Linked DNA regions of Mus musculus: regions 2, 3, 4, 5, 6 and 7 are each linked to region 1. Evidence: chromatin loops called from intact Hi-C (ENCODE). Cell type or tissue: left cerebral cortex. All regions are shown on one strand. Region 1 holds the start of Gm10649 (predicted gene 10649). Region 2 has its middle 45 kb from the start of Gm22544. Region 3 overlaps Arhgap10 (Rho GTPase activating protein 10). Region 4 overlaps Nr3c2 (nuclear receptor subfamily 3, group C, member 2). Region 5 has its middle 55 kb from the start of Gm22544. Region 6 overlaps Nr3c2 (nuclear receptor subfamily 3, group C, member 2). Region 7 overlaps Nr3c2 (nuclear receptor subfamily 3, group C, member 2).

Region 1 (4,000 bases):
GGTCCCTGTGGCTGTCCATGTCTTAATTTTTAATCTCTTTTTCAAAAGAAATTGAAATTCTCCTTTTGCAAAGAACAAATATGCTTATCTAAAAGGTTGAGAAGAACAAAGTTAGTTAGAAGATACCTTTTCCAAAGCAATAGCATTGCTAGACACATACTGAAGCTGACTGAACTAATTCCTGCTGGGCATGTAAATGACTCTGCCCCTAAGTGTTCTCTCCTTCTCATGGGGGTCCTTCAGATAGGGCACTGGTGGGCTAGTCCTACAAAAGCAATACCACCTTCCCTCTGTCCTTCACAAGGAGGTGTGGCATTGAGCTGCTGTCTTCTCAGAATGCCCGCAAAGCAAGATTATGCAAGGGAAACTTAATACTCAGAATAGGATTTAAAAATAGAAAAACCTAAAACTTTGCCTATGGATAATTGCAAGATCCTCTAAATCTCTCCCCAGAAATAAAAGAAACTGACATACATGGCCCCTCTATCTTGGCCCAAAGGGGTTTCAAAAGAATATACATATATGTATTAAATCTTAGATGTTGATATCAAACAACCCTAAAGGCGGAACAGATAAAAATTTGTAACATGCTCAAGTAAAAACATAGGGGGAAATCTCCTAAATTTCTGAAATGTTGCAGTTATAATAACTCCATTTTATACCATACTTTTATCACATCATCTGTATTTAAAAGCATTGATTAACGTAGTGGTAGGAATCTGTGGGGAAAGAATTCTTGTGTTAAATTTACTCTGTAAATGGGAAGGTAGTCATCCAAGCCTAACATGTCAATCTCGGAAAAGGAATTTACATTATCTCAGTTACAATAAATGGTGGCTCTTCATCTAATGTTTTACTATGAAAAAAATTTCAAACATACAAGGAAGTTGGAGAAAACTTTTGTACTGGCAATTTGATCCTTCCATTATTATACTACATACACATGCCATATATATATATATATACACACACATCTTTCAGTTTATTTAACCAGTCCATCACTATCAATCCATCTTATTTTTGAGGCATTTCCAGTCAGTCTGCCAACATCAGTATATTTCTAAATTGTCCTTTTTTAAGTTAGCTGAATATAAAGTTAAATTTTATTATAAATTATAGAAAACATTTTCTTGATCTCACCTAAGACATACCTTCACAAAAGTTAACCTAGAAAACATTTTTACCAATAAAAAGCAGAAGAAAAGAAAACTGTTTTGCCCCATGTCAAAAAGCCATGTTGAGCCACCAAAGAACTGAGAAGTGTCATCGCTGTGGGTGGTGGAGCAGCTAAGCTGATGTGGGAGTGTGGGAATGGGGTTGGAGAAAGGCAGGGATTATTTTAACAGGACAGTTCCGTTTTGAATGGCGACCAGCAACTTTCACCTCTGTATAGGAAGGAATTGGGAAGAGGGGGGGGGGGGGCTTAGAAAACCATGGAAAGAGTGTCATACCAGAAAAGAGGGTTGTGAGGTGAATTCCCGGATTTATTTAACTCATTTCTAAAAAAGCAAGCAAGCAGGTGCGTGTACTCCTAGTGACACCAGTTTTCCCCGCCCCGCAGACTTCCAACTAGGGGCGTGTGTAACGGTGCATTGGAAGAGTCTTGAGCAGAGAATATCTCGCACACCCGCGAGTGAAAACGGGCGCGCGCACATACATTCACTGGACTGGGGTGACCTGAGTGCCTTGGGGTGAGAGGCTAGGATTTGGCAAGGGCTAGAGAGTGAGAAGGACGTGGGGGACAAGTGAACCCCAGGATCGCAGCTCAGGCTCAGTCCTCCTCCCACCGCCGCGTGCCCGCGCGCCGCGCCGCCCGGCCAGGGAGCCCGCCTTTCACTTTCGCATCTGCGTAGGTGTCTGCCCGGGCGGGCGCAAGGGCGCGGGGGCGCGCGGGGAGGCGCGGAGGCGCGCGACGGGGGAGGGTTGCAGCCGTTCTCCCCTTTCTGGGCCCGCAGCGCTCCGGGCGGCCGCTATGGAAGCGCGGGGTCGCTAGCGGTCGCTTCCCACGCGCCCTGGTGCGCAGACACCCCGGCCCGCCTGGTGCCCCCCCCCCCACGGTGGGGGTAGGGCAGCGACCCAAGAGCTGTCTCACTGGGTGGGCAGTGGAGGAGCAGGAAAGAAACTTTTCCCTCCTGGCCCGCTCTTGGTTTTCCAGCCCTCCACTCCCTATCCGGTGGCACCTGCACCTGAGGCCAGACGCCAGGTCAGGGCTGACTTTGGGGGCCGGCGAAGAGAAGAGGGTGCGTGCACTGGGGTTCCGTTTTCCCTCGGCCTTCTTGCTGTCAGTGGCTGGGGTTCCGACGACAGCCACCAGCACCCCTGTCTCCCACCAGCGGGTGGCAGGACCGCTGGACAGCCTCATACTGCAAGTGAGGGTGTGACCGAGGAGGGGGCCACGGCGCCGAGGGCTCCCCCTGCGGCTGCCCCCACAAACGCGCGCGCACACACACACACACACACACACACACACACACACAAGACGCTCTGTTGCCTGAGCTGTCACCCGCTACCCCAGCCCTGGGAGGGGGCGCGGAGAGCCCCGCTTCCCCGCTGCAGGCGCGGGAGCTTACCGCTGGACTGGCGGGCTCCCGGGACCTCCACAGTCACTGCAGGACGAACCAGCAGACTGGGAGACCCGCCGGCCCCAAGCCGGGCCGCCACTGCTGGGGACCGGCGGGTGCTCGGAGCCCCCTAGGCGCAATTTAGTGCCTCCAGCTCGCCAGCTTGCTGGCTCGCCGCCTCCAATAGGGTATCTGCACAGTCGCTCTATTACTGTACCCACCGTCAGTAGGGCGACTGCCAGGATTGCTATCCTCTCCATCCTGATTGCCGATCAGCCGGTATTGGACTTGCTGTTGACGGCGGCAGCGGCGGAGGCGGCGGGAGTCTCGCTGGCCCCCTCCCCCGCCCCAGTCTCCCTACCATGTCCTAGAAAAGGTGAGTGCAGCAACTGTCACTTTGCACCGACAGTGGTGGGAGGGGGCCGAGGAACGCAAGGGAGAGGCCCCGGGGTGCCAGGGCCAGTGCAGAGGGGAAGCGGGTCGGCTCAAGGAGGTGGGCTGCCGGCAGTAGACCAGGTGCCCGCCAGGCCGGCCCGGGACACGGGTGCTGGGAGGCTGGCGAGCGCGCGGAGGCTGCTCCGTGCCATTCTAACCTAGATTTTGCAAGGAGCTTCGATCCAGGGCAAAACCAGCTCTCCCTAAAGGAGATAAAAACTTAGTAAAAAGAGCCCGGTCCATTTCTTTAATAATGAATACCCACACTGGCTGAGTTGCAGCCACTGCTGCTTGGCGAGCCCGGGCCGCCGGGTCCGGAACTCCCCTAGCTCCAGCTCGCCACCCGCGCGCGGCCCCGGGCGTGATCGATGCTGAGAGTGCTCTCCCAGCGCGCGTGACAGCTACCCTCCCGGGAAAGTTGGGACACTCGGCGGGGGATTCATGTGTGTAGGGGCTCCAGGGCCAGCTCTACGCTGGCGACTGATGGGCACTGGAGTCCCAACCAGCTTGTCGTCTCCGCTGCAGTTTCTTTTGCCTCTGGGGAGTGTCCTGCTGGAGTGACTGAGACTTCCAGTCTCCTTGGGCTTGGGATCCGGGATCCTGAGGTTTAACTAACTGTAAGGAAAGGAGGGGCCTTTGGGCACAAGATGCCCTCCTCCTTCTGGGGCTTCAGCTCCTGGCGAGTGAGGGTGAGCCTGAAGCTGCACAGCTGCCGCCGGCGGCCTGCGGGTCGCCAAGGGCCAGGGGACCAGATTTAGGTGTGTATATCACTGGTGCTGACTCCCAGCCAGCAGGGGAGTCCAAAGACGAGCCTCAAACCAGTCTAAAAGTCCTTAGAAATTAAAGTTAAGGAGTCCATCTTTCGGCTTAGCAAGTGCAGTGCTTGGGTGGATGGGAGGGAAATCAGGGTTGGGCGAAGGAAAGGGGTCGAAATTTCTTCGCGCAGACAAACGATCCTTAAAAAATAGTTTTAGTGTCTCCCCTCATCCAGTATACCTGCCCCA
Region 2 (4,000 bases), 830 kb before region 1:
GGAGAACAAAGCTGAGGAGAGACTAATCCATCATTCTCAACTTGTTATCCACTCTCTAATTCCAGATCTTAATTCCTGCAGTTGAAGGGTAGAAGAAACAGAAAAAGAAACGTGGTCATGGGGAGTAGCGTTATGATACCTGAGGTAAAGAAAAGGCAAAGTGTTTGCAGATCAACTTTTCAACTCCCATACTTTAAATTGTCTTGACAAACCAATAAAGATTCCCAATTATGTTTGCTGTGTTTTCCCAGTAGGTTATTTAGGAGAATACCACACAGATACATTCCAGTTTAGGTCTTGGAATGGTCTTTGAACTCATTGTCCTAAGTTTTCTAATGTAGAAACTGTACAATAAAAGTCAAAATATGGGCTGACAATACAGGAAAGCATCCATTCGTTTAGGTAGATTTTAAATAATAACTGCTTCATGCAAGGTGAAATATCATAGATAAAAAAAAAATAAGAAGCCTTCTGACAGAGTCTGATCAATGTAGAATCATGCCCACAAGTCATACTCAAGGAGAGACAAGCAGTAGACCTTTCTTCTATCTTCCATAGCACTACAAAGTTAGCACTGGTAATGATCTTAAAGTGGGATTCTTGTTGCTTCAGTTAGTCTCTGAAACATCACCAAATTAAATTTCAAGACTGTACTCACAGATCACTTAATCAAAGATTATGGTTGAAAAGGTCTCATTGATATGGATGGCATAAGTCACCCAGAGGCTCCATCAAAGATGCCACCTTAAATATCACTTTGATTAACTCTAAAAGAATTAGATCAACCAGACAGAGGGACCCCTGCAGGTCCACTAAGAAGTGGGGTGTACTCTTGTTAAAATGCTGACCTTTATTTTAAGAATAAATCCTAAAATGTAACTGTAGAGCAAAGCAAAGAGAAAGAGAATAAAGCAAGCAGAGAGTCAGGACAGAAAAAGAAGGGTAAGCAGAGTTGTAGGAGTTCACTGCTTTTCCCATCCTGTATGCTGCAGCCTCATCCAGCCTGCACTGGGAGGCTTGGGACATCACTTTATTCAAGTCTTCAGTCTAGAGCAAGTGAAGACACCTTACCTCATTCTCACAGAAGGAGAAGACATCAGGAAGAAAACGGACTAGAAACAGAGTCTGTAATATGCTTCAGTAATTTACAAAACAAATAAAACAAAAATTGGGATTTGACGGATTTGTTTCCCTTATCTGAGCCTCATTTTTATGTGTGAGAATGAAAAACACCCATGTCCCATAATGAATATGAGTGAAGTTTGAAAATTGATGTACATGGGAAATTAAAAGTTTAATTACTGTTCTCCTAAAGGAATATAGCAACATAATGAAACATAAGGACATCCTACTGCACTCACAGAGCAGTGACTTGCTCAGCCATCATCAGAGAAGCTTCCTCCTGCAGGAGACAGGAAGACACACAGAGACAGGCAACTGGATAATGTCTCAGGGAATTGCAGAAAATGAGGAAGACAGATTGTAAGAGGCAGATAGGGTGGGTGATTAGGAAAAAGAGTCTTCCTAGACTCAGGCAGGGCTGATTCACATACAACGTCACAGAGACCGTGAAGCACGCTCAGGGCGCAGCCAGATGGAGTCCCAGTGTTGAGAATGGACGTGAGTGAATGCCCCCATGCCTATCCCAGAAGCCGTCTCCAATTGGTACTTTCTCATAAAGGAAAAAGAGACTTTCCAACGGAGTCTCACTGGGTCTACGAAACACACTTAAGGACAGACCAGCAGTACATGACCAGCACAAAACAAACTCAATGGCACTTTTGCAGTTTTTTTTTCTCATAATGGTTTGAGTATTTTTGTTTTTAAAGTTCACAATCTTTTTCCTATTTTGTTTCCATGGGTTTTCTGTATGTGTGAATGTGTGTTTCAGAGTTTATATTTGTTTCTTGTGAATTTTCTTTGGATATTTTTCCTTTTATGCTTGTTTGTTTTGTCCTCTTCTGGCTTGCTGATTTTTATTCTAAATTATTTTATGATTGTCTTTTCAGATGCTTGTTTCTATTCTAAGGAGAAAGTTTAAGAAAGGGCTCAGAGTGGATAGGGATGTGGAGAGAATTTTGGAAGGGCTTGGAGAAAAGAAACTCTAATCAAAATATAATGTCTGAAAAATTTCATTTTCCATTTAATAATGAAGAGAAAAGCATAAATTACATATGACACAACTTGAAAAAGTAGGTTTACGCTAAGAATCAACTGATTCATAAGGCAATTCAATCTTAACTGGTATTAGCTAATATAAGTTATGTGTCAATTTTAACAGATTATTTTAAATTCAGTCAGTCCTTTTTTTATTATTATTTTAATCTTTCAAACATTTTCCTTGAGTATTTGGTCTTGGGAGCCCAGGGACTCCGTATCTGAAATGTTCAACACCTACCACCAGATGGCAGTGTGTTTCAAGTAAACACCAGATATTTTATGCCCAGGTGGGGAATTCTGATGCTTTGTAACTTATAGAAAAATACAGAGGATGTTTGTACACATATTTAAGTATTTTAAATAAAATAATTAAAGCAAAACGTTATTGAATCTAACATGAAAGTAGTAAGTTCACTGCCTTATGTAATATTTCTGTCAACCATTTTGCTATTACAGTGAGAGTGAATCTTTCCTTGGTAACTGGGTGCATAGTACTCGTACACAGGGTACTCAAATTTTATTAAAAATAATTGTCTGCCTTCAAGAGAGCAATGACTGACCATAAATGAGCCTTGTACTGCATAGATTTTGTGGAGTTTTAAAATAGATTTTGGAGGATCAGATGTTTTCCATGTTTTTTGTCTAAATATGTGAACCTTCTTGTCTGTGACTAAGGCTGTTGTCTGCATCGTATGGCATTAAGAGTGATGTAAGTGCTATTCCAACAATTTCAACAGTGTTATGAATTTTCTGATGATAATAGGACCACAATGGATGGAGCACTATCCGACATGGCAGGAGCCTTTCAAACTCTCTCCTCAACCTTTGACTAACTCATGTCGCCCTTTCTTCCAAACCTATCTGTATATCCCTCCAATGGTTCTTTACATTCTTGGGTAAATTCTAGTATTCTAGTATTCTAGTCCTCCTTTTCAAACTAATCTCCAGAAAAATTCACAAAATATAATAGGTGAACATTGTAACATAGGACTCCCAGAATTGATGCATCCCTCCATAATCTCTAAGGGGGAAGCTAGGTAATTGCAGGTAACCAGTGAACAGCAAATCTGAGTTGAAGTTTAAAGGTCAGGAAGGACCAATTAAATCTTGAGGTTCTTTTTTTTTCACACTGTTAAAACCCACCAACACTTACACTACATAGAAACCAGCTTTGAATTCCAGGACAGGGAGATGGGAGTGGCTGGGTAGATAGGGGAACACCCTCATAAAAGCAGGGAGAGGGGAGAAGGGATAGGGGGTTTCTGGCGGGTGAGAGAAAACCGGGAAAGGGGATAGCATTTGAAATGTAAATAAAGAAAATATCCAATAAATTTTTTTTAAAAGACTATTTGATGGAGAGATATCTTCTTCCTCTGACTGAGCACTCTCTCCCTCTGACAAGCTACTCACTATGCCTTACTATCTTTTCATGTATGCTTTTAACTTCATGGTCTAGTATTATTTAAATATAATTAAGTAATAATAACGCATTTCCTGGAGCTGGAGAAATGTCTCAGTGTCTAAGAAGACTTAATTGCTCTCATAGAAGACTGAAGTTGAGTTCCCAGACCCACATCAGGTGGCACACAACTGACTGCAACTCCAGCTCCAGGGTCTTCCTGTGCACTCACCCCAATATACACATAATGAAAAGCACATTAAATATGTTTTAAAAGAGGGCACTTCCTGCAAGTATGGGGAAGCTAGTTTAAATCACCAAGAAAGGATTCAAATTCAGAGTTTGTAGTTGTCTCTAGCGGCATATGTAGCAAAGGATGGCCTAGTCGGTCATCAATGGGAAGAGAGGCTCTTGGTCTTGTGAAGATTATATGCCCCAGTA
Region 3 (4,000 bases), 410 kb after region 1:
CCGACCGGTGCCTTTAATCCAGACGCATTAGCAGTGCATTGGCTCCACTAGCTCCTCACATCAAAGGTCTGCTTTAATTTTAGTTCCATTTGTCTCTGGGTTATGTAACCTCACAGGAGGTCACACAAGTCTCCCAAAAGAGAAATTTAAGCTGTCTTCAAAATAAAAAAAGAACTGTGCATAACAAAAACAAACATAAAACAGAAACTTGCATTCTTCTCTCTGACCAGAAAGCGTCACCCTCCCTGCTAATCTAAAACATTACAATCTGAGGGGACAGAAATTAGAACTGAGACTGAAGCACAACACACTGCCCAGAGGGTGTGTGACTGTCATGCAGTCAACATGCCATGCCACCGAGCAGAAAGCCCAATCAGCGCCTTACCCTCCTCCAGCTCAAGACAAAGGTTGTACACGGCCACTGGTCTCTTCGTCCTCTGCCCTTGTCTCTTGGACTGTCGTGGTGGAGCGTTTGGGGGTGATGCTGACAGGCATGTGGGCTCAGCAAATGTGGTATCAGGCGAGGTTCGAAAAATCTGTCATTGAGTAAGAAACATGACAATGGGTGTCCGTGAGTAAGACCTGTGCACTGCTGGAGTAAAGCAGAGTCCAGCCACAGTAGACTTGGGGTTCATTAGTGATGGGTCAGAGCCAAATCCCAACCCTCTGAATTTAACATCAGAAAAGATTAACATAAAAATTCAAAATAAAGCATCTCATTAAAATTAAAACACTATCAAATCATTGTGTTTCAAGTAAGATTTTTCCGAAAGAAAACAAGTACAATGGTTTTTCTCATGAGGCAGACAAAACCGCAACCCTTCATTCCCAAAAGAAGGTAGCCAGGATGCAGTATTAAAACACTAAGTACCCTTTAAGTTCACAAAGTTCTTATGCTAAAACAGTGAACTTGATCTTTTCTTCCAACTACACAAACAGAAACATCCATTTGCAAACATTTTTTTTACACATTAAAAAATAGCCTGCGCTATGCAATTACCTGTCTCGGTTCTTATTTACATTCTTCATAATTTCCTTATTTAATGCTTTATAGAGTTCATCAATTTATTTAATGCCTTCCACCCCTCTTAATAATTTTCCCTTACATTTCTGAGACCCAGAACATTACCACCTTGATTTATCTACAATGTCATTCATATATCAGATATAATAACATTAATTAAAATGTGCTGCTTCTTTGCTTGGCAATTTGTTTTCCTTTGGACAAAGTAATACATGTGCCATAAAGAGAGGCAGACCGCACTGCAGTGAGTTATCACAGACCTTCCCTGGCCACCCGGACCTAAGGTTAAAGGCTCCCTTCTAGCACAAGTAGTCTTGTAGTCTTCAATGAAGCCCTGAAATAAAACACTGGAGCCATGGGCCTGACAGACGCTGCAACCACAGGCAACCGGCACGCTCCTCAGGTGGAGACAAGAAGCAAGCTCGCAGCTTTAAAAGAATGTAAGTGTAAACTCAAGTAAAAAGCACTAAAGCTACTGCCTACTCATCTGATAGAATCAAGCACGTGACTTATGCTGAGTGACAGCGTGCCTTACACTGGTGTCCACGGTGGAAAACCTGACAGTGAAAGGGGTTTAGCTGAACATCCTAGAAATGTCACCTAAAAATTACCCTACACCAATAAAAATAAGCTAATGTAACAGTTTGTTTGCTTTATGGTGTCACACTGCCCCCTCATGTATAAACAGAATAAGAAATTGTTAAATTGCTGTGGATAAGCATTTGCTAATGAAAATCCTGTCTGCTATTGTATCTGCTAACAGGGACTTTCCAGAAAATCGGGAGTGCACAGGAAAACTGACGACGTGCCTTGAAAAACTCTCTGCTGCCAGAGGCTGGCCCAGCTGCACTGTGGCCATTGTTGCTGTTCAAGTGGCGAATGGGGAGCAGAAGAGTTGGGTGGAGAGACGATGAGAAGCCAATCCCACTCAGAGAGAACTGCACTATGACCACACTTTGATAACAGCCCCAAACTTATCTACACTTGAATTCTACCAACAAGGCAGATGCCTCTGGGATGTTACCAGAAGAAAAAACCAAGCAACATCCTGGGCCAGGACATCCAAAGCACCCATAAACCATGGAGAAGTTAGGCTCTGAAGACTGGCACTAGGCGGGTGATGACTTTCCAAGCAGGCCTTCCTGAAAACCCACACAGACAGCAAGGTGCAGGTGCCAGCCATCCTTGTGCCTCTTCCTCTACTGCATTTGAAGATGGGATGTCCAGATAAGGCTATCGGGAAGGAGATAAAGGTGCTTGCCTGAACCTCAGAGCCAAAACAACTGTGACTCCACCATTTCCTGAAGACTGAACTGAGTTCCTCTCAGAACTTTAGCTCTGAACCAGGAACTGGGGCCAAACATTGGCTGGTCTTCAGAATACAACAGGCACTACTGGGCTTACACCAGAATATGCACCTTTGAGTTGTTTTGCTTTGCTTTGATTTACATTTTAAAGCTCCCAGGGCATTCTTTTGTGTAGCTAGAGCAAAGAAACATTGACTTGGGAAGTCAACAGGAAAGACTGACGGCAAAAATCAGAACACCAAAAAATATTTCAGAAAAAAAAATGGCACTAGACACACACCTCAACTCCTTAGATCACGCCCCCATCCCATTTATGTATATGATGACTCAAAGATTCCAGCTACCAACCACTGTCTTAATAAATTCTTTGAGGGACTGGCATCCAGAGAGCTGAACCACCCTCTACATTAGTACAGTTACCAAGCCGAGGTATTCATTAGACACAGCACTGACTTGGCTCTGGGACCTCAGCAGCTATGGAAGCTGGGCTTGATGCTTGGAACTGATGTTAGTGAACTGGGAGACTTGCCAAAATCCACTTTCAGTACAGCACTAGGCTCACAGGACTCAGAACAAATGGTGACAGTGATGCATAAACAATAAACTCAAATTCAGAGGACACGGATCTGCTTAAGCACTCTCTTCACAAGGCAGGGCCTATCTCCTACCATCGCAAATATTCTCAGAGCTAGTGCTCTGAGCAGTTAGTCTGGTGTGCTAGAGAAAGGCACACATATGGCGCTAAAAGGACAGGTATAGATGAACTGCTTCCATGACTCTCCCAAAACTTAGACTCAAACAGTTGTTTGTTGTAGGAGCAGTTTTGGTGCTAAGGTCCTGTTCCCCAATTAGTTCTTGATCTGTCAGTAAAGAAAGCCATGGGTCAATTGCTGAGCAAAAGGTACAGTCAGGACTTCCAGGTCCCTGGAGGAAAAGGGAGACTCAAGGGAGGAGTCAGGGTTCGACAGGTTTCTAATGGAGAAAAGATGACCAGCCATGTGAGATCACAAAACAGAGTGGCCACACAGGCTGCTCCCACAGGCGGGTGGTCAGGGGAGTTTAGCAGCTAAAGTTAGGGCAGGTAGGAGGTATGGAGCTAAGAGTATTGATAAGGGCACGCTTTTCCAGGCCAGAGATCATATCGCCCAGCAACTGTGCCAAGAAGTCAAGTTGAAAAGGAACTTGCCTTCTTTTATCCATGGATTAAAGGGAAGCTGGGTAGGAGCTGGCAGCACCGCCCGTTCCCAGAACTAAGGCAGGGTAGCAGAAAGCTACTCGCAACAGTTTGTTATGTCTTCATTTCTCTAACTTAACACTGAAATTTCAAATGTAAATCACTTCCCGATGTTTAGACAAGGCAGGCCTGGGGCTCGTGGACATAAGCCCATGGGTGATGCTCTGCTTCTGTCAGGCACGTCCACCTCGGCTCTCATTGTGCTAGCATCAATTCAGACACAGCCACCTCAGTGTACTAGCAGCAGTGCAAAGACTGTCCCTTCAACACGCATACAAACCTAATTGTTATGATTTTCTCTGCAACGTGTAGGAATGCTGTTAAATTATATCCTTTTTGCGTCTCAAGGAGGAGATAAGCAAAGCTCTTTTACTTTAAATTGCCGAGCTGTTTTCTGATTCTAGAATGTATTGCTCATCTTGTTTTGCTGTACAT
Region 4 (4,000 bases), 72 kb after region 1:
GCTGCTCTCTCTACCCTGTGAATTGGCTTGTGTATATTGTGTGTATGTTAGTTGTTCAGTACAGGGAATAGTCTCTTCAGATTTTTATGAAATGTTATGAGATCTAGGTAGGTGGCAGTCTTCGGTAAAGTCCTGAAGGAAAAAATTCTAATTAGAGAAACTTGCATGAACCTATGTTCAAAGGTCAAAGGGAAAAGGGTATTTGAGAGGTTATTGGTTAGAGCAGAACCTCTAATGTACACTTGTGCAAAGGCTAGTAGCACTCCATAAATATGTTTAGTGGTCTTGAAGGAAAGTCCTTGGTGCTTCTGTTCAGAACACTAACGAGAGTGCATGAGCTGTGGTGGTCATGGGTGGCATGGTAAACGGTGGTCTTAACCATAATTGTCAACATTCTATACCTTGTTTACAGGAGTGTTTTGATTGCATTTTTTAATGTTTGAAACATCTTATACTATACAGAGATCCTCAGCATCATGAGTCTGGCAGCACGTATCACATGGGACAGTAGACTGTGAAAGTGTTTATGTTTGTGTGTGCCTGTGCCTGTGCCTGTTGAAGCCAGAAGGCAACCTTAATTGTTGTTCTTCAAAATATTTCTACCTGGTTTTTGAAACAGTTTTTCAATGGCCTAGAGTTCTCCAGGTAGGCTATGCTGGATGGCCAGTGAGGCCCAGGGATCAAACCATTTCTGCCTGAAATCCTACCACTGGTATTAAAGTGTGTGCCACCATGACCCCATGCCGGCCTTATTTTACATGAATTATGGGTATGAGACTTAGGTCCCCACCCTTGGAAGGCAAGTATTTTACCCTAGAGCTCTCTCCCCAGCCCTGCCCTCTTGCATTTAAACTAATGGTGAAATGTTCCTGAATATACCCTGCTAATGTATCAGTTTGGTCTAGCAAGAATTCAAAAAGATAGTTTGGAAACAACTTAGAAATCTTAGCAAATTATCAAAGCTATTTATTATTTAGAATCAGTCTGGATTTTAGAGACACTGGTGGCATCTGAGTCACTCACTAGCAGCCCTCACTATCATTCATTGTACAGCACCAGGAGATGTTAAATCACTTTCTGCAAATGTTATTGCTATCCTCATGTTTCTTTGAACACCCAATTTTGGTAAAGCTTGTAACACCACTATAATATTATAAATGTATAAAGGTTTATATAACTATATACATTTGCATGGTGATAGTACTGCTGGTACTTAGTACTAAGCCAAATTACTGGATTTTAGGGAGATACTTTCCCTTCCTTTATGCCTTTTTGAATAACATTGTGATTATTTAAGTCCATTTTCATATAGACCTCAATTTTCATTTCCCAAATTAGGTACAAATAGATGCCTCATTATTATGACGTCTTCATCCTGAAAGAAACATCGTATGGGGGGCAAGGCCCCAGGGTTTACCTCCTCCTTGTTAGCCTTCAATGTGAAAAGATATTTTCTAATTATGGTGTTGGCCTTCGTTGCTTCTGCTCCTTGCCTTTGTCTCTGGTGTCGTTAGGAAATGGCAGTTGCTTCTTTAGCAGATGATACAGAATACTCAAAATATAACTTTTTTCCCCTCTACTTTCAAAATAAATCTGTTATCTTGTGCCAACTCTTGTTTCTGAATAGAAGCCAGGCTGTTACCAGAATGGTTTTCAGGCTCTTTGAACGTTCAGCTTAGCAGATCCCCTGAGGCCTTGGTGTGCCTCTGGGACCTCAGGCTCAGCAGTGGTGTGGGTGGGAGGAGAGGGGAAGGGGATATGGCAGGCCAAGGAAGTGGGGAAGTGACCCGCTTGAACCTGTTGGATTGGCTCCTCCCCTCTCGGTCTAGCCACCTTGATTTGAGGATTGCTGTCATAGAAAAACAAACTACAAAAGCACCTTGTTGGCATCCCAAGATGGAATCATTAAATAAAAATGATCTGAAGAAAGGCATGTATACTTTAGACGAGATGTTTGTAGCTTCTGAAGAGCTAATTTCACTTTCTGGGGAGCCTATCTTTGAACTCCTTATTCAATTTCCACATAATTACATATGAGATAAACTTGGATTCTAAATCCTGTCTCATTAGATGCCTAATCGCCTTCTACCATCGTCTTCTGTATGTCTCTGTGCAGTCCAGCTGGCCTCAAGCTGCTCAATTTCCTGCCTCAGCCTCCTGGCTGCTAGATTTGTAAGTCTGCCAGACTCAGCCTTGAAAATTCATATAATGTATCATATTGTGTACTGCTTTGTATCATGTTGGCTTTGCTCAGATCTTTTTAAGTTGTTTATGGCTCTCTGTCACCATTGTGGAGTAGCACATTCTAAGTGATGATGCAGCAGATCCTTTCATGTGTTGCCCGTGCAAAGGAACTATTTCTCAAGCGTACAGTCCTGGCAATGAGGTGGCCAGACCAGGGTGAACACTCTTCCTATCTGGAAGCTGATGAGGCATCCATGTGCAGTTTATATCCCACCAGCAGTGTATGCAGCCCCCTTATCCTGGCCAAGAGTGCTATTAATGACTAAAGGTTTTTTTCTGGTCTGATGGGTATGAGTGTTTTCTTAGTGTTGTCTTTCAATTGTTTGTACTAAGTTGCCGGAAAATTGAATATTCCAACTTTACTTCGGTGTTCTTCCTCTGTCTAGCGCTATGGCAGAGTCATCAGTTATGTAGAGTGAAGCGTTCGAGGTACTCAAACTCCCATTTGGGTACACTGTCCCCTTCTCCCTATAGCTGGTATATCTGTTGTCCACTTCTTGGTGGCCTTGAACAACACTAAGGCTGTCACGTAGCTCTGTCCTACTGTGTCTAGAGCATTGGAAGGCCCTCTGTCTGTTGTTTGAGAGAACTTTTGGACACCATCTGTCACCAGGAAACAAAAGATCATGTGTGAACTAGAACCAAACCTTTGCTGAAGCCCTCTGCCTGTGGCGTGTCCACTCTTGAGGTTCAGGTTCACTATCCTGCAGTGATGACAGGACAGGAGCTCGAGGCCCCTCTCCCCTCATTCCACTGCCCGGCCTAGGCCATTCATGCCAGCTGCCAGTGCTCTGTCACTCAGCCAGCTCCTTGTCTCAGTATGTAAGCAGAGTCTATTTTTAAATAAAGCTCTCTCTGCAGTCCCTGCTCTTTGGGCAAAGCTCACAGCAGTTGAACATACTTACTTAATTCCCTAGTTTCCTTTTTTCCCCAAGTCCCCAGACTTGCTCATAACTTGATACCTTGCAAGTATGAACCCCAGACTCACCCTCCATCATGACCTTCCCAGATTTCTACCTACAATGTTGTCCTCTTCTTCCTGCCCCAAGTAGACCTTCAGTCTGTCTGTATTTTTCTCTCCTTGTGGTTTTAATGATGGACTAGTCTCTATAATATCTTTTATCTCTCCCCTCCCACTACAACCAATGAGAACACTAAGCTGATAATGAATCGTAATTTTAAATGTTTCACTCTCAAGTATTTATAAAGAATCATAAACACGGGTATACCTAATACTCATTTTATTTCAGCACATTTCCCAAGTAAGTATAACACGGAAAACAACACTTGTAATTGTTGATTTTAATGTTCCTCATAAAACTCTAACATACATTTTAATTCTATAACTAACCTTGGACATACTATACTAAAACTTAGGCCACACTACAATGTTCTTGATGCTATTCAGTCTATTTACAGTTAATTTTTTTTCTAACTACATAATGGAAAGGTGCACCTTAAATCTAACCATGAAAATCCACCCTTGCCCATCTCAGGGGTCTTGCTTCAGTTATAAGTAGGAGCACCTGAAATTCCAAAGAGTAAAGAAAGTTAACAGGCTGGGTTTGTCTGGGTGAAATAAGTGGCTATTTAATGGGTAAGCTACAAGTGTAGCTGGGAGAGAGAAGGGGTCCCTTGCTTGTGGGCCACATTCTTTCCTGGGCAGGCTTGGAAGCGCACAAGGCTGCTCCACATGGAGCCCTTTGTTCTTCTGTTGGGGAAAACACTAGCGAGCTTACTGTAAATATGGCCGCCT
Region 5 (4,000 bases), 820 kb before region 1:
TTTGTTGCTCTTGCTCCTTGCCTCACATCTGCTTTATAGAGTTCATCTACCAAGGCTCCACTGAAGTGACTTATGTTCAACTGTGTTCAGCTCTGCTACCAGAAGCAGAATTCTGGCATCATATACAGGATATACGGTGAAGAGAAAAGAAGACTTATCTCACCCAAGAATAACAGCCTGTCTCCTAGAATCATCACCTTGAGCATTTTCAATGGCTCCCATAGTGAGAAATTCAAAGGTCGGTTTTCAGCCCATTGTAACCTCAATGCTGTTGCTCACTTTGTCTTCCTGTGGCTTTTGGATGATGATGGTTTTCTAGTTTTTCTTCTACCCTTCTGTTGTTACATCTTCCTTTATTGAGTTTTCCTCTAGTGAACTGAGGCACTGCTCTATTTTTTCTTTCTTTTTTCTCATCCCTCCTTTCCTTCTCTTTCCAGCACCTATTCACAGGCTGGCATTAATGTTTGCACAGAAGTGAAAGCTCTAAAGAAAGGAAAGTCACATTTAGTTACAGCATATCACATTGGGCAATGCCAAGTCACAGGCCATCTGTCACATGGCATCAGATACTTCTAGAAATTACTGTCAAAAGTTTCATGGTTTTTCAACATAGAACCAGCAAATCTATGTTGTGGAGGACTGTAGGAAAAACAAACAAACAAACAAACAAACAAACAAACCAGACCATTGCTCCCTGCTTCTTCATTACTGACATCAGAGCTGCCTATCTGCACATTTTGTGATAAGCAACAAGAGTTTTGAAAACTCTAGAATGGCTCTTCAATATTTATACCTTGTTGTATTTCTTTCAGGATCTTTAATATGTAAGAATTTGCATTTGATTGGAGGTCTCATGTTTTCAAGCAGATTTGCACCCAAAACTGCAGGAGGTATATGGAACATCACTTCTGCGAGATGCTATCTCATACAAATTTTAAATTTTATTATCTATTACACGTTATATGGAATACATTAATTATCTCCAAAACTTTCAAAAGATAGAAAAGCCAGAAGAGAGACAAAAAGGTGAAATAATCTCAGAGTAAGTTTAAGCATGTCCTGTGTGCTAGGACCTGTTGTTCAGGGTCATTGACAGGGTATGCACAAACTCCCTCTACTGCACATACTAAAGTAGGTGGAACGGCCAGAGATTTATAGAAAGGATGTGCCACATAGGACGAAGCACCAACATCTGGGTAGTCTGGGCTGGAGACAAAATTGCAGGAGATGAGATGAGACAAAAGATGTCTTTTGTGGAGAGACATCAAAGTAATGAAGATAAACTGCATTTGGTGTGAGAGCAAGGTAGACTTGCGGAGGTGATACAACAAGGATTATGAAAGAACAGGCTGCTGGTCTTGGATATCAGCCTGGATTCTTATCAAGTGTTTATATAAACAATGAGCCAGTTAGTTAACCTCACTGTCTCTTACTTTCCTTATCTTCAAAATGGCAGTAATAACAATACCTATATAGTAGGGCTGATAAGAAGACTAATGAATTAATTCAGATTTCTTAACATTGGTGATATTGATATTTTTGGGGTAGATAATTCTTGATAATTTCTTGATAGGATGAAGATAGGCAGTATGTCTTTGTATTATATAATATTTAGCAGCCTTTCTAGCTTTGATCTCATAGATTCAGGTGTTTGTGTGTGTATGTGTGTAATATATATATATATATATATATATATATATATATATATATATATGGCATAAAGATGAGGTAGACATATGTTAATATGTTAATACGTGGAAAAATAACTTGTTCATCTTGCTCAGTCTGTGAGTTCCATCCATCCTTAATGAATCATCATGACATAGATAATGCCAGAGGGCTCCATCTCTGAGACAGAGTCTGCTTCTAGCACATTCTTCCCTGATGGTACCCCTGCTGTTTCCCACTTCTTTCCCCCACACTCTTTCTCCTCCACACAAGGCTTACTTGAAGCATCTTCTATGTGGTTGAATTAATCTTTCCTTTGCCCCCACACCTAGCATTTTAGAATCTGGGCTGCCATGCTACTTATGCACAGTGTTGCTTTGTTCTTTTCTTTGTGAATAATTCTAAAATCTCAAGTTCCCATGACTCAGGAACAAAAAAAAATATAAACCAAATGGAAAATTCTGGCTCACAGTTTGCCACTATGTGCTCCGGCAGCTTCATACCAGTGCTGATGTGAATCCACTTTCACCAAATTGACATCTTTTCCAATGTCCCTAGAACCCAGAGAAGTATAGTGAGCAGTTGTCTTTTTTTCAACGTCATTATTTACCACATTTACTGAGGTCTGTAGATTTTAGATTGGCATTCTTTTTGAAAAATTAAAACAGTAGTGTGAGGCATTATTCAAGTAAATACACATGCATAATTCTAGAATTGTTTACTATATAGCCATGCAGTTCTATAGGCCTGAAAGTAGAGCAGTTGGAGTATGAATCATGTTCTAACATTGGTACTCAGTGGAACCAACTACTGACATGAATCTATGACTATCCTGCTTGGTTTAATAGTAAACATAATTTAAATCCCTATTTTTAACTTTAAGTATTGTCAATTGTATTTCATTTTATAATTTATATTACATCATACCAAGACAACATTTGAAGCCATAAAAGCATATTTTGCATAGTACTTTTTCCCTAGCAGGAAAAAAGAAATTATTCATTTTCAGTAGTTTGATGGCAACCAATTGTGCAGAACTGATGTGACAGTAAAAATAAGCAATTCAGTTGTGATATGGTTGAACAGGACTTGTCACCCATGCATAGTAACTCTGTCCTGGTCTTCTCCTTGAGTCTCCCCATGTAACTCTATAACTGTGTCATCACCAGGTTTACACATCTCAGTGGTGACTGTCAGGCATACATTGAGTGCCTTAGAGTGCATTAGCCACTTCATGAAAATTGCTGTAGTTAAGCCCCATAACTACCTAAGAGATAAACATTTCAATATTGAGAAACTTTGAGCTCAAAGATTTAACTATCTTTATTTCATGGTATTAGTTGTTAAGTTGTAGAAATTATTTGGGATCAAGGATTTCAAAGGTACCAAGTTATAGAACATCAAGTTTTATAAACAAACATTGAAATGTCTTCTTTTTATACCAAACAGAAAGAGTGGTCACACAGTTTTTATATTTATATAAAAACAGAAAATATGTTAAGAATTTATATGTCTAATTATATGCATATATAATTGTGCAATATAATAAATTTTTAAATTTATATAATTAAATATGAAAATACACAGTATATCAATCTCTTAGCATATGTATATCATCATACCAGCAATATAAAATTTATCTTTCTTCATATATAATTTTTGTATGGTATTTACATGTAGATTAGGGATGTAATTCACAGGTATAAATATGTTTAATATATGTAAATTCCTAACTAATAAATATATTACATAGCATATATAATGTATAATATAGATATGTATATGATATGTAGTACATATATATGAGCATATATTATATATTATTCATAGGTTGCATAGAAGTAAGCATCATAATTATACCAAATTACAACTATCCTAAAAAGCAGAAATGTAGTTGAGGTAGAAATAAGACAGCATCATACAGGTATAAATAAGGAGGAAACCAAAGACTGGAGCACTTTCCTTATAGAACTAATCTTCTAGCAAGGCAGTGGCAGGAAACAATGGTAGTGGCAAGGAAGATGCCACATTAAAAAATCCCAAATTCCTTTCTGCTCTGTTGTTCTCCTCTATTCTGTATGACACCTGTGTTATTTCCCCTTCTCTTTAAATGTTCCCCATGACCGCTTACTAATTCTCTAGGAGGTACTCCAATTTAATCATACCAAAAATCTTAAAGTTAACATCCACATATGAGAGATAATATCTAGTGTTTATCTTTTTGGGTCTGGGTTCAGGGTAAAGATACGAATATAAGGAGATCTTGCATGTAGCTTTGCTATGCTGCCTAAGCTCTGAAAATGGGCTGAGCTATCAGCCCCAATCCAGCTTC
Region 6 (4,000 bases), 230 kb after region 1:
GGTTTGTTGGATTAGTAGAAGAACAAGAAGACATACTAAATTCGTAATGCCTCATTTCACAACCTAAGCATACTTATTGTGGTTTTACAAGCATATGTCCTTTTAAAAGGGGTCTTAGTAGGATACAATGAAATTGATAATAGTTATTGCTATGATGTAGATCCAGGAGGTTAGGGCAAAAATAGGGAGACATTTTCCATCATGTAGCCTCTTAAATTTCAGACTTTATATACTCCAAACTAGTCAATTTAGTGTGTACATGCAAAGGACTTCATGGCAATTGGTTTCACAGGGTTTTTGGTTTGGTTTGGTTTACTTTTGTCGGGGTTTTTTTTTTTTTTTTTTTTTTTTTGGTTTGGTTGTTTGTTTTGTTTTGCTGAAATATTTAGAGTGCTGGTGGATATCTATAAGATAGTTGTCTTTCTGTTACCAATATCAACCCCTCATCTGTGATTGGCTCATTGGTGATTCCCAAGGAGGTAAATGAAGATTGCAAAACAAACAAGGAAAAGCTTTCAAAGGTTGTCTGAAGGCTAAGGTGGCTGAATAAGGGCCCTTTTCTCACTATGCCCTCCTTTCTGCTTTCAAGACCATCGTGAGTTAGCTGACTGGTCAAAAAGCCAACTGTGGAGAAGCTAGCACAAAGGGGTGTGCTCCTGTGTCCTTCAAAGTCCGGGATACTGAAGTTCTTACAGATCAGGCAGAACCTGGTATGCTCGGCAGTGTGTAAGTTTAGCGGCCTTTGTATTGTACCACTAGAGCTGCAGTATACCTGAGTTCTCAGCATCACCCTGCTTAATGATGCTTTTGTGTAGGCATCCTAAACACACCTTTCACGACAGATTCTGTTTTAGTGCCATTTTGTCCTTCAGGCCTAAGTATCTTGAGGATTTTTTTTTGGTTAAGATTTATTATTTTATATCAGACATTCCAGAAGAGGGCATCAGATCCCATTACAGATGGTTGTGAGCCACCATGTGATTGCTGGGGTTTGAACTCAGGACCTCTGGAAGATCAGTCAGTGCTGAGCCATCTCTCCAGCCCCTTGAGAATATTTCTAATATAAATGGATCCAAAGAAGAATCTATACTCTATGTAACATAGCTCCGAGCAGGAATTCCATATAACCCGGCTGCATGGTTGCGTCTGACTTGGCAAAATAGAGACAATTGCTCTGATCTCATAGGCTCCCTTACAGCAATAAGGACTAAATTATATAATTTGTAAATCAGCTACCACATAATGAGAATTTAACAAATGTTAGTTTTCTGCCCAGTGCCCTGAATAACTTAATAGTTTGTCTCTACAACAGATGTTGTTGTATAGTGAAGCCCAAAAGGGTGAAAGTCCTAGTATGGGATGTGAATAGGATGTAATACATTCTTGGGAAAATTATACTATACATATATCATTATCATCATCATCTCCTTGTTGCGAATTCACTTCATCTACTCTTTGTCATGACAAGTGTTTCTTTAGTTTAAAATCTTCCAGCATTTTGATTTCTCCATATATTTACTTTTATTATCTTTTCTGAAAAGATGTTTAAAATATAAGTCAGCATAGTTAGCAAACACACACACATATATATACAAGTGCATGTATTTTTAGTGAAAAACTAACACCTTTCACTCTAAGAAGAGTGTTTATGCTTACTCTTCTTCATAACAAACTCCTGAACCAGAAATCCAATCTGACTTCCAACTTAAAGTTAGGCTCCTGAACCCTAACTTTAAGATCCTCTGTCAAGGTGGCAGAGACAACCTATGCTGGAGTCTTTCTCCAGGCATTTTAAAGCGCGTTAATCCGAGCTCACTCTCAAAACTCAGCGGCAGCAGGGGATCATTGTCCATTGGCTTATCGTGGGCAGGCCAGACTGGTTTTAACTGAGCAGAGGAAGTTAATTATCCTGTGTTTTAGTTGGCTCTAGGAATGACTAACCAGTTCTTGCCGCACCCCATCTCACCGCAGTCTGAGCCGGCATGGGGGATGGGAAATCGCACACCAGAGTCTGCAATGCGGGGATTTGCTGGGACCGGGACTGCCTTAATCTCTTTCCCAGGTTGTTTGAACCAGTTCAATAGCAGTTAAACAAGGTTATGTAAGTGACACGTGATGTAGCCCAAAATAGTGACTGCAAACATGGGCTACTGTTGCTGGGCAGTTGTCAGCTGAGGAAAAAAAAAATCCCTCAAGCAAGACAACAAATGAACTTTTAAAAATGAATATGAGATTTAAGCAGAAAGTTAATTTTAAAAAGGACTTAGTGAAATGGCCTTTCTGATGTTGAAAGTGAATTCTTGTATTGAAAACAAGAAATGTTACTCATGAGGTCAGGTCATTCCAGAGTACCCAAGGGTGGTTAAGTGGAGAGGCATTCCTAATGCGTCTGGGCCACGCCTCCACTTTAGATTCCCAAGTTTTATTGAAGAGTAGCATCAGCCCAACCCTCAGACTTACTGACATTGGATAGATAGCAAATTATTAAGCAAGATCATCTAGTTGAATAATGTCTTAAATATTAAACCACCTTGTAACTCGCTACCTTTTTAGTGAATCTCCTTTGTAGCCTTAAAGTATAAAAAGTATAAAATTCTACTTGTTTCCCAAAACACAGTAAACATTAAAACTAACATAAAGGAAAGCAAGGTGGCTGGAGAAAGTTGACAAGCTTGTTGTTTCTTAAAAGGACAACCCAAATGACAACAGGAGGGGTTAAAACATGCCTCAGCTTTGAAGAGGTTTGTTATCCTAATGTATGCATTGTCACCATCGTGGGCCAAGCCTGTAGGTCCCCTGCCTTTAATGAACTTCACATATGAGGAACTGGGAAGCCAACACCAAAATAAAGGGAGTGTGAGCAGAGGACTAGACTATGCATCGCAGCAGAGGACTCCACAGTGCAGGACCCTCTTCTCCCGGGGACTCTGGTTTTGGTTGGTCTCTTAATCTCTAAGAGACCTCGTAAATCGTAAATCATACTGTGTTTCCCCACCCAGACTCTGGGCAGATTGAAAAACAAAGGAGTGGCTTGTGGAAGATAAAATATCAGCCTTTTTCAAGGGGGGTGGGGGGAGTTGAAGGATATGGCTTTGTGGTGAGTGTAAAAGGAATCTGCAACCCGAGCCTGGAAACAGGACACAGGCATGGGCTCCACTCGGTCAGGGCAGGCCTCCCCAGAACCCAGGAGGCTGTGGGCTTACTTACTCTCTGACAGAATTTTCTCCTCAGAGGGAAGAATATGGACTGAGGCAAGCAAGCCAAATATCTTTCTCAAATCTCTTTATCAAAGCAGAATGAGCAAAAGTCCTAGAGGCCTGAGGTACGACACCATGTGGCTTCCTCCTGCCAGAGGAACCGTGAAAGGTGTGTCACAACTGTCCCCATCTCTGGGGCTCAGAATGAGGTTCCAGCACTTTGGGGTTGCAGGACCACTCACTCTTTAATATGCTTTCCCTTCCAGCAGTAAGCTCTAAGTAGAAAGTAGAATTTCCCAAATGCATGCAATGCCCCTGCTTGGCTAAGTGTCTGTTCACAGGTTCTAGTCCAGGTCTCCCCTGCTCCACGAATCCTTCCTCGAAGATTCCAAGAGGTGTTAGAACCTGTTGATATTGATATTGGAGCTGCTAGACCCTGGGGCTTTTTGTCTGATTTCCCCTGAGCACATTAGTGTTCTCTCTTACTAAAGTGTACCATCCTCCTTAGATGCCATCCTTACTGAGGAACAGCGAGGCAGGCAGCACATGGACAACATAGACCTGGGCTCCAGGTTCTCCCAGCATCTCCCAGTCGCTACCTGGCATACCCTGCCCCCAACCCTGAACTTTCCCGCCCAGAGGCTGGGCTCCCAGGTTTTGGCACTTGGGATAAATTATTTCTCTGCTGGTAAAATGAACCAACTCAAGCTAAATTAGATTAAATGAAGGTTTATTGGAAAGTTGCTCTTGGGTAATTCCCAAGGACTGGGGCCATGGAAGTAGCCATGGGAAGAGAGAGGGAA
Region 7 (4,000 bases), 340 kb after region 1:
ACCCATGCAGAAGCCAAAGGAGAACGTCAGGTGTCCTGTTCTATTGTTACCCGTAGCCTTTCCCACTTCAGACAGGGGCTCTGACTGAATCTAGAGGTAGGCTAGAGCCAGCAAGCCACAATAATCCTACTATCTCCACCTCTGACAGCTCTGGGGTTACAAAAATGCATGCAGCCACACACAAGTTTTTTTTTGTTTGTTTGTTTGTTTTTTTTTGTCTTTGGATAGTTCAAACATTTTATTCCCCAAAATCTTCCAAAATGTAGTGTTTGGCATTTAAAATTTTTTTTGAGTTTTTTTCCATTTTTTATTAGGTATTTAGCTCATTTACATTTCCAATGCTATACCAAAAGTCCCCCATACCCCCCCCCACTCCCCTACCCACCCACTCCCCGTTTTTGGCCCTGGCGTTCCCCTGTACTGGGGCATATAAAGTTTGCAAGTCCAATGGGCCTCTCTTTGCAGTGATGGCCGACTAGGCCATCTTTTGATACATATGCAGCTAGAGACAAGAGCTCCGGGGTACTGCTTAGTTCATATTGTTGTTCCACCTATAGGGTTGCAGTTCCCTTTAGTTCCTTGGGTGCTTTCTCTAGTTCCTCCATTGGGGGCCCTGCACACACAAGTTTTTAAGCAGTGATTTGAACTCATGCCTTCATGCTTGCTAGGCAAGTGTTCTTACCCACCGAGCCATCTCCCCAGATTCTTCCTTTAGCATTTTAAAAAATTTAAAGTTGTATCTGCCTGGTTCTATCTATCTATCTATCTATCTATCTATCTATCTATCTATCTATCTACCTACCTATCTGACTTCTGTTCTCTATTTTATGTTCCATCTTTTCCAATTCCTTTACTTCTCATCTGAGTACCTACTTACCAATGAAGTCCATTTCTTCTTTGCGTCTAGTACCCTGAGACAAACTCACTCAATGTATATATATGTTAGTTGGAGAACGTCAATCATTTACATTCTAGATTATTGTTGCTAACTGACGGTGTGCAGCTGTGGTTGTGTCTGTTTCTCCCATGTCTTAGTGTACCTCTTGTCTGTCCTTAGCTGCTTATTCTCCTGGGTTCTTACATAGACAACCCTGACTACACTTGTCTCTCTGTGTGTCTGCTGGCTGTATGGTGTAGCCCTGAGTTTTCATATTCCTCAAAGATGGTGGTTATCAACCTTTAGCTCCTAGTGTAGGCCCTGCAAGTGTTCCCTGGAGGGTGACTCCAGTGTTCTGATGGTGACAGAGTGCCTCAGTGTTTTGTGTGTTGAAAAAATTTTTCTGCCTATTTCTTAATAGTAGTTTTGCTGAATGTAATATTCTAGTTAGCAGCTTTTTTCTTTTAAGACTTTAAATACATCATCCCATTTTTTTCTAATATGCAAGTTTTTTTTTTTCAAACATTCCATTTCTCAGCTTCCCTCGCGAGTGTCTTTTTCTCATTCTTGTCTTAGGCTTTGTATAATATTTCTGTACAAATACTGATCAGCTGCACTGTACCCGCCCCCTTCTCCAGCATCTAGCAATCAATACTCTATTTACAGTTCAAATTTTTTCAATTTAAATGACAGAATGTCTGCCCTTTACATCCAGCTCATTTCACTGTTGTACCATCCAGTTCCATTGCTTTTACTAAAGATAGGGCTCTCCTTGTCCGTAGGCTGAGAAGCACTGCCTCCTGAGTGTAGCCACCATACTGTTTTAATCCCTCACACATCACATGCTGACGGGCACGAAGGTTGATCCTGTCGGCCACTGTCAACAGCATCACAATAAGCATGGAGTTCTCTCTTTAATGTGCTGATTTTTACTTCCTGTAAGTTAACTGGATCATATAGTAAACTCCTTTTTCTTAAAAGAGTGGCCATGTTTATCTTCATAAGGTATGTGCTAATTTAAATTTCCCTTAATGGCACATGAATTTTCTGCTTTTTGTCAGCAGTTTTTCATGGTAGCCATTCTATGCTTGGTGAGCTGATTTCAGTGTGGAAGGGACTTGTACACCCCTGGTGGCTAATGAGTGTAAGTTATCTTTTTGTTTTGTTTTACCTTTTCATTTATTTGTTTTTCTATCTAATTTTTTTTGGCCACTTTTGGTTTTTTGTTTTTTTTTTTTTGAGATGTATCCATACAGACCACTCACAGCTTTTCTGTGCTATTCCATCAGTTTTGAGGGGTTTGTTTTTGTTTTGTTTTGTTTTGTTTTGTTTTTTTAAGTACTCTGGCTATTAAGCCTCAGTTAGGTGGATAACACATTAATATTGCCTCCATGTTATAGTCTGTTTCTTCATTCTGTAGAGTGTTTCTCTGTACTGATAATTTTCGTTTGAGGCAATCCTTACTCACCAGTGTTGGTATTTGCTTTTGTTTCTCTGCTTGAATTCCTAAAGAGAAAGTCTCTGTCTGCAGCCGTGTCCTGCACGCTTTCCTCCCGGCTGTCTTCTGTAGCTGCAGGGCTTTATATGTTCCATGTGGGCTTCTCATCCACTTTGAGTGGACTTTTGTTCATGGGAGAGATAGGATCAAGTTTCTATCCTCTGCCATGGATCTCCAGCCTTCCCAGCTGCATTTAGTAGAGCAAGGATTTTTTTCCATTGTATTTTTTAAAAACCTCTTATAAAAAATCAGTTATGGATGTACTTTGGGATCTCTGGTTTTTGGGTTTTTTGTTGTTTTCTTTTTTTTTTTTTTCTCCCTTTGGCTTAGATGGAATATTTTATTACAACTTCCTGCTGTTTGGCTGCTCTGGATCTTTAGTGCATTTTTGGAAACGCCTCTTCTGACATCTTCAGTCTGTGTCTTTACTTGCAAAGTGAGCTTCCTGTAGTCATTATCTTCTTGTTTTTAATCCATTCACCCAGCCTGCACCTTTTAGTTAGTCTGTTTTCATTCATTCTAGTTTGATGAATTACTGTCTTGAAAACGTTTAACCCTTTCCAGTTCCTGTTTTGTGGATTTGCCATTTCCGTGAGATTTGTACTTTGACAGTAGTAGTTTCTTGGTTTTACTTGCGGGGCAAGAGCTGGAACCAAGGAGAAGCATAAAGCCCCATCAAGGACAGAGGGAGCCATGGTGGGGAGGCGGTGGCAACAGAAACCACACTGGCATCTGCCTTCATTCCTGGCACTGAATAAAGTCCTCACCTGGGTGCCACATCCCTGGTCTCAAAGGTAAAGTCGTTCTTGAGGACAGTGCCATCCATTCCTGTGTCACAGCACCCAGGAAGAGACCTGGGTCACTTTGCTTAGCCAGGTTTAGGGCCTCAGATGATTCCATACAGTGGCTTATGACCATGAAAGCAGACTACATTCAGAGTAGACCTCATTTTAAGATGGCTGCTGCCTGTACCTGGCTAATGGTGAGTGGAGTAAATTCATTTTCCAAAGCAAAATCACTGGGAGGAATTTTGGTTAGTTACCACCAGGCCCATCAGAATAGTGAAGTTTGAGTTGTAGGGATTATCAGTATCATCCTAATAGTTTGCTGGGACAGTCCCCCACATGCACACAGTATAGAGAAGGGACTGCCTCTGCTCCAGTGAGGGTCCAGTGACGGAATATTCTCCTCCTCTTTCTGTGCTGTCCTCCCAGATCCCTGAACCTTTCAAAGCTTCATGTTCTCACGGATGCTTGGTCCTTTTGTGGGGAAGACAGCTAGCTAGTGCTGGGCGTCACTGTTGGGTCATTTTGAAGGCAGTTCTTCTGTTGACATATCTCTGACTTTGACCTTATGTTTAGTTTCACTTTGATCGTATTTATTTCCTAGTGATAAATGGATGACCCAAGCCTCAGGGAGTTTTGAGCAGTTGTGCCGTTGTATGTTTCATATGCTTTCTCCCAGCTTGTATTGTCCAATAATGCAGCATTTGCTAAGTTAACAAAGTGTTAGCAAACCTGAGTGCTCACCAAGCTCTCCGTCCCCTTCCAACTGAGCTGTGTGAGAGGATCTGCTGTGAAGTCCTGGAACCCACCTTTTGTCTGATCAGCTAGGATGCTGCCTCT

What was found. Hi-C counts contacts between places; a loop is a spot of excess contacts. Peaks named below come from ENCODE experiments on the same cell type or tissue, not always from the same donor. Only the 100,000 strongest peaks of a DNase experiment are listed, where the experiment ranks them.
Region 2: a loop joins it to region 1, with 5 times the contacts of the local background. A loop is called at or near these places in 11 of 42 quality-filtered maps.
Region 3: it touches region 1 in a loop (2.3-fold over the local background); 4 of 42 quality-filtered maps call a loop at or near these places.
Region 4: it touches region 1 in a loop (2.0-fold over the local background); 3 of 42 quality-filtered maps call a loop at or near these places.
Region 5: a loop joins it to region 1, with 2.5 times the contacts of the local background. A loop is called at or near these places in 10 of 42 quality-filtered maps.
Region 6: a loop joins it to region 1, with 2.6 times the contacts of the local background. A loop is called at or near these places in 7 of 42 quality-filtered maps.
Region 7: a loop joins it to region 1, with 2.1 times the contacts of the local background. A loop is called at or near these places in 4 of 42 quality-filtered maps.

The regions. Positions count from the first base shown.
Region 1 is chr8:76,897,324-76,901,323 of GRCm38, forward strand. Gm10649 (predicted gene 10649) reads right to left here and starts at 3,298. Exons shown (of 2, transcript NR_028579.2): 1 at 2,783-3,298. It also overlaps a transcript of Nr3c2 not described here. In left cerebral cortex, a CTCF peak has its summit at 2,312 (motif pointing right); DNase peaks (open chromatin) are centred at 1,650, 1,783, 2,414, 2,682 and 2 more places; H3K4me3 peaks cover 2,945 bases; H3K27ac peaks cover 2,530 bases.
Region 2 is chr8:76,065,513-76,069,512 of GRCm38, forward strand. No RefSeq gene overlaps it. Among named protein-coding and RNA genes, the nearest start is that of Gm22544, 45 kb to the left of the region's middle. In left cerebral cortex, a CTCF peak has its summit at 2,399 (motif pointing right); a DNase peak (open chromatin) is centred at 2,405.
Region 3 is chr8:77,310,346-77,314,345 of GRCm38, forward strand. It overlaps Arhgap10 (Rho GTPase activating protein 10), which reads right to left. Exons shown (of 23, transcript NM_030113.2): 19 at 386-536. Among named protein-coding and RNA genes, the nearest start is that of Gm24838, 170 kb to the left of the region's middle. In left cerebral cortex, a CTCF peak has its summit at 1,696; no DNase peak of the experiment used is centred here; H3K27ac peaks cover 372 bases.
Region 4 is chr8:76,969,185-76,973,184 of GRCm38, forward strand. The region is part of intron 2 of Nr3c2 (nuclear receptor subfamily 3, group C, member 2); the gene reads left to right. Among named protein-coding and RNA genes, the nearest start is that of Nr3c2, 69 kb to the left of the region's middle. In left cerebral cortex, no CTCF peak of the experiment used is centred here; DNase peaks (open chromatin) are centred at 1,582, 2,233 and 3,062; H3K27ac peaks cover 327 bases.
Region 5 is chr8:76,074,942-76,078,941 of GRCm38, forward strand. No RefSeq gene overlaps it. Among named protein-coding and RNA genes, the nearest start is that of Gm22544, 55 kb to the left of the region's middle. In left cerebral cortex, no CTCF peak of the experiment used is centred here; a DNase peak (open chromatin) is centred at 2,001.
Region 6 is chr8:77,131,064-77,135,063 of GRCm38, forward strand. All of the region lies in intron 3 of Nr3c2 (nuclear receptor subfamily 3, group C, member 2), which reads left to right. Among named protein-coding and RNA genes, the nearest start is that of Gm24838, 13 kb to the right of the region's middle. In left cerebral cortex, no CTCF peak of the experiment used is centred here; a DNase peak (open chromatin) is centred at 1,974; H3K4me3 peaks cover 365 bases.
Region 7 is chr8:77,237,672-77,241,671 of GRCm38, forward strand. All of the region lies in intron 8 of Nr3c2 (nuclear receptor subfamily 3, group C, member 2), which reads left to right. Among named protein-coding and RNA genes, the nearest start is that of Gm24838, 93 kb to the left of the region's middle. In left cerebral cortex, a CTCF peak has its summit at 2,011; no DNase peak of the experiment used is centred here.